2 separate regions of the Homo sapiens genome follow, and region 1 is linked to region 2. The links are chromatin loops, found by intact Hi-C in ENCODE. Cell type or tissue: Calu3. All regions are shown on one strand. Links, peaks and the distances in the headings refer to the core of each region. The heading gives the core; the rest is flanking DNA.

Region 1 (2,922 bases), core at 150-2,649, 1.2 Mb before region 2:
TTGTTAAATTCTCTTGCTCGACTGACCCCTTTGTCATTATATAATGACCTTTGTCTCTTCTTACAGTTTTTGTCTCGAAATTGATTTTGCCTGATGTAAGTATAGCTACTTCTCCACTTTTTTGGTTCCTATTGGCATGGGATATCTTTTTCCATCTCTTTATTTTCAGTTTATGTGTGTCTTTATAAGTGAAGTGTGTTTCTTGTAGCCAACAGATCATTGGGTCTCTTTTTGTAATCTGTTCAGCCATTCTATGTCTTTTGATTAGAGAGTTTAATCCATTTACATTAAATGTTATTATTGCTAAATAAGGACTTATTCCTGCCATTTTGTTATTTGTTTTGTTTTTTGTTTTTTGTTTTTATGGTCTTGTCTTTCTTCCTTCTTTTTTTCCGTCTTTCTCCTAATGAAGCTAATTTTCTCTGGTGATATGATTTAGTTTCTTACTTTTGATTTTGTTGGCATCCATTGTATGGTTGTTGATTTGAGGTTACCATGAGGCTTGCAAATACTATCTTATAACGCATTGTTTAAAGTTGATAACAACTTAACATAATTTACATAAAAAACAAGCAAGCAAAAATAAAACTAACCAAAACTCTACACCTTAACTTCATCCCCCAACTTTTTAAATTTTTGTTGTTTCTATTTATATCTTATTATACCCTGTCTTGAAAAGTTGTTTTAGTTATCACTTTTGATTGGTTCATCATTTAGTCTTTCTATTGAAGAGTAGTTTAAACACCACAGTTATAATGCTCTAATATTCTGTGTTCTTATGTATGCTTACTACTACCAGTGAGTTTAGGGCCTTCAGATAATTACTTATTGCTCATGAACGTTCTTTTTTTTTTCTGATTGTAGTAATCCCTTTAGCATTTCTTGTAGGACAGATTTGGTTTTGATGAAATCCTGCAGCTTTTTTTGTTTGGGAAAGCCTTTATTTCTCCTTCATGTTTGAAGAATATTTCTGCCAGGTATACTATTCTAGGGGAAACATTTTTTTTTTCTTTCAGCACTTTAACTATATCATGCCACTGTCTTCTGGCCTATAAGTTTGCACTGAAAAGTTTGCTGCCAGACATATTGGAGCTCCATTGTATGATGTTTCTTTTCTCTTGCTGCATTTAGGATCTTTTCTTTATCCTTGCCCTTTGGGAGTTTGATTATTAAATGCCTTGAGGTAATCTTCATTGGGTTAAATCTGCTTGGTGTTCTATAACCTCCTTGTTCTTGGATATTAATATCTTTACCTTGGTTTGGGAAGTTCTCTGTTATTATTACTTTGAATAAACTTTCTACCCCTCTTTCTCCGTTTCCTCCTTAAGGCCAATAACTTACATTTGCCTTTTTGAGTCTATTTTCTAGACCCTGTAGGTATGCTTCATTGCTTTTTATTCTTTTTTCTTTTGTCTCTTTGGATATGTATTTTCAAATAGCCCGTCTTCAAACTCACTATTTTTTTTTTCTGCTGGACCAATTTTGCTCTTAAAAGACTCTGGTACATTCTTCAGTATGTCAATTGCATCTTTCAGCTCCAGAATTTATGCTTGATTCTTCTTAATTACTTCAATTTCTTTGTTAAATTTATCTGACAGAATTCAGAATTCCTTCCCTGTGTTATCTTCAATTTCTTGGAGTTTTCTCAACAAAGGTATTTTGAATCCTCTGTCTGAAAGGTCACATATCTCTGTTTCTCCAGGATTGGTCTCTGGTGCCTTATTTAATACATTTGATGAGGTCATGTTTTACTGGACGATCTTGATACTCGTGGATGTTCACCTGTGTCTAGGCATTGACAACATAGGTATCTATTGTAGTTTTCACAGTCTAGGCTTGTTTGTACCCTTCCTTCTTGGGAAGGCTTTCCAGATATTCTAAAGGACTTGGATGTTGTGATCTAAGCTGTATGTGCATTAGGGGGCACCCCAGGCCAATAATGCCATGGTTCTTACAGACTAGAGGTACCACCTTGATGGTCACGTACAAGATCTGGGAGAATTCTCTGTATTACCTACCTAGCAGAGACTCTTGTTCTCTTTCCTTCCTTTCTCCCAAACAGAGTCTCTCTGAGCTGCCTGGAGCTGGGAACAGAGTGACGCAAGCACACCTGTGACCACCACTAGGACTGCACTGAGTCAGACCTGAAGACAGCACAGCACTGGGTTTCACCCAAGGCTTGTTGTAACCACTCCCTGGCTACTGCCTATGTCTGCTGAAAGCCCTGGGGCTCTATAATCATCAAGTGACAAAGCCAGCCACTTCTGTCTTCCTTTCCGGTCAGCAAGTTTCCCCAGGCCCTGGGCAGGTCCAGAGGTACCATCCATCCAGGAGCCAAAGACTACACTCAAAAACTTTAGAAATTTACCTGGTGTTCCATTGTACCAGGGCTAAGCTGGCACTCAAACCTCAAAATGCAGTCTTTCCCCTTTCTAAAGGCAGAGGAACTTCAACCCATGGCCACTGCCATCACAGGTCCACAGGCTACTGCCAGGCTACCACCAATGTTCCCTTAAGGGCCAGGGGCTCCTCAGTCAGCTTGTGGTGAATGCTGCATGGCCTGGGACTCACCCTTCAGAGAAATGGGCTCCGCTCTGGCCTAGGACAGGTCCAGAAATGCCTTTCAAGAGCCAAAGCCTAGAATCAGAGACCCAAGAGCCTCTTGGTGCTCTACCACCCTGTGGCCAACCTGGTACGTAAGATGAAAGAAAAAGTCTCCTTTACATTTCCCTCCACTTTTCTCAAGCAGAAGGAGTCTCTCCCCATAGTCACCACAGCTGGGAATGTGCTGAGTCTCACCTGAAGACAGCAAGTCTCAGAGTCCCCCCAAGGCCCACAGCACACTACCTGGGTATCACTATTGGTTTTTCAGGGCCCAAGGTCTCTTCAGTTATCCAGTGATCAAATCGGCCAGGACTGAGT
Region 2 (2,922 bases), core at 225-2,724:
TCACTATCTTTCCTACCAATACTGAGCTATTAGATTCTAATGGATAATCTAGGAAGTGAATACATTCCTGTAAACTTTAACAAATTTTATTGAGGAACAGACATTTAAATGTACACACACACACACACACACACACACACACACACACACACCCCTAGGGGTTTTGTTTGTTTTAATTCAAGAAACTAACACGTTTGTGGAATGAGGAAGTCATTAATGTTTTTTGACTAACCAAGACCTAGCCAAAAATCTATTTCTCTTTCTGCCCTTAATCTCTTTCTGAAGTATCCTGCCAATTTTTAATGCTGACCGTTTCTCAATACTTTCAGTCTGTAGTAGTACTAGAGTGCTTCACTTATCACTGTGGCAAAACCTACTTGTCATTTTAGAGAACAGTAAATGTGGATTTGGAAAATGTGGGACTTTGGGTCACGTCAGAACTCTGACTTAAATTTCAGGCACCCTTTAGTTGGAAGTGGCAAGATACAGCTTATCTGCAAATGACTGTAATTACAAAGATAGAGCTTGCCCAACAAAGGGTTTCTATTTTAATATCATAAAAACCAAAAGGTGGAATGGTGCTCCACAAAAGACTGCCTTTTCACTTTCTAAAAATTCTTTTCTGGCTCTGTGTACTCCACTTGGTGTGAATGTCATTTATTAGCATGTGATGTCTTTGTGGAGTAGAGGATTCTGCCGCTCTCTGCTTGTCTGTCTTGCTCTGTTTCTCTGCATTTTCATCTCCTTTTCCTTGTCTCTTGGCTTTAACATTCTTTCCACCTCCATTACCCTTTATATTAGATTAGATCTAACTTTTAAATTATTTGATGTATCTTTAAATTTTGTGTTCCCTGTACCTAATTTAAAAGACATGAAAAGTTGTAAACATCTCTCTGAAAATAAACTAAATTAAGTTGCTTTATACTTGCGTGACCCTCGATTGGTTTTTTTTTTTTTTTTTTCTCTTTGGGTCAGCAACTCTCAATAGAAAAGTTTCCTTATCTCTAGTGTGGAAGATTGGACTAAATGTCCAGTGACCTTCAAACCTGCTCCAGAGAGTAGTTCTTCCTTACAAGAGTGAGTTTTCCAATGATTTGCCTCTTTCTCTCCAAAATGAAAAACAGTAACAAAGTCTTAATTCAGGGCTCTTCAGATTTTCATTCTCCCTCCTTTAAATTTCACTGAATGTGTATATAGGTCTCACTATGAAGCAAGCAATGCAGCAGGAAGAAGAGTCTCTTTTAGTTAAACTCATAATGCCTTACCTAGCTGCACACAAAGGGGGCATTTCAACAATTGCAGGGGACCTAATATCTATTAATAGTTGCCCATTCTGAAGGGTTTCAGGAAAAAGTTCACTTAGAATTACAGACAAGTCCTCAAACAAGCTAGTCAGTGGTGGACCAGACTGTTGGGGGTGGGGGAGGGAGGATTGTTTAAGGTTTTGTTTTGCAGAAAGCTTCATCAATCAATCCTATCTACATCAAATAAAGAGAGGGTAGCTAATATTGTCTACCAAGATATTAATACCTTCTATTTTAAGCTTCATATGCTCCTCGGTGACCTCATCTCAAATCTATAAGCAAACAAAGAAGTACTGCTTTAGAATATGCGAATTATTGCTTCTTTCCCAAGATGCAGTCCTTAAACAGAGGAATCTGAAAACATGTAGAAAATTGCTGACAGGAGCAGGTTAAACAGAAAAAGAGGGACACTCTCCTTCTGCTGAGGTTTCAGCACCATCTACTGTCCAGAATATTAATCCTTCCCCACATTGCACTGTGTGTGAATGGCACTTGGTTTTTCTTTTGCATGTAATCACAATGGAAGGCATTGTCTTTGGAATTCATTGTCCTTGCCTCAAGGTGTACATTTCCTTTCTTTTATAGTTTAAGTAAATATTCGCTTACTTTTTATCAGTAGATGCAGCCCGATGCCCAGCAGATGCAATCACACATTCCTTTAATCAGCAAAGATCTTATTATGCCATTCTTACACATTGACTATGATGAAATTTACTGTATTTCACTGATACTAATGGGATTTTGGGGGGACTCTTTTGCTCAGTGAGTCATAAGGGAGAGTTACTTATGTGCAGTCACTGAAATAAACAGAAAACATTCTAATTATTATTTGATGAAAATGTTTCTCCGTGGGTAAAAGATATCTGTGGTTCCCATTTATGATTCTTTTTTATCTTCCATCACAGTCAAAGGCACGCCATAGAGTGATTTTAATTATACCTTGACTCGAAGATACAATGTATTTAATTTGTCATTGACAGTAGTCTTTTCCTAGTCCTTTCAGATTGTCATTTCTTTTGAATCGTAAAGAAAGCTTCAAAAAGAAAATGTGAGAGGGCAAATTTAACATATACCCCCCTTCCCTCTTCTGTTATTACTTGCTATTTTGCTTGAGGAAGTATTCTTATTCATAGTGGGAAGCTTAGGCACCTGCAGAAAATTCTTTGCATTTAGAAAGACTTCCCAGATGAGAAACCCTGCTACTGAAGCATGGCACAAATCCAGACCCCGGAGGTTTGCTTTCCCTGGTCATGGGTAAAAATAAAAACAAACAAGTTGACGGTGAATGACTTTAAGACAGATTATATCTTGCTTATTAAAAACAAAGAAACAAAAACCTCCTTATTAATCGTTGTGACCAAGTTAGAGACTTGGGAGGCAACCAAGAGCATTCGAGCATCATTAGAACCGTCTTCATAATTAAATAGGTGCTTTATGCTACACATTTTGACCAGGCAGATCTAATAACTTTGATTACCACCTGACTGATTGTTTCCCAAGTACCTATACTTGGCCACCCTCAATTGGCTTGTGCATAGTAGTTTCCATTTGTGGCAGTCAAGCTTATTAAACAGCTCTGCTTTGCGATTTTCCCCCAGTCCTTGAAAATAGATCAGTA

Evidence for each region. A loop is a pair of places that touch in the nucleus more often than their neighbours do. Peaks named below come from ENCODE experiments on the same cell type or tissue, not always from the same donor. Only the 100,000 strongest peaks of a DNase experiment are listed, where the experiment ranks them.
Region 1: a loop joins it to region 2, with 5 times the contacts of the local background. A loop is called at or near these places in 1 of 110 quality-filtered maps.

What each region holds. Positions count from the first base shown.
Region 1 is chr3:1,803,390-1,806,311 of GRCh38, forward strand. No RefSeq gene overlaps it. Among named protein-coding and RNA genes, the nearest start is that of CNTN4, 290 kb to the right of the region's middle. In Calu3, for the core only: no CTCF peak of the experiment used is centred there; no DNase peak of the experiment used is centred there.
Region 2 is chr3:3,013,936-3,016,857 of GRCh38, forward strand. The region is part of intron 14 of CNTN4 (contactin 4); the gene reads left to right. Among named protein-coding and RNA genes, the nearest start is that of CNTN4-AS1, 46 kb to the right of the region's middle. In Calu3, for the core only: no CTCF peak of the experiment used is centred there; a DNase peak (open chromatin) is centred at 1,756.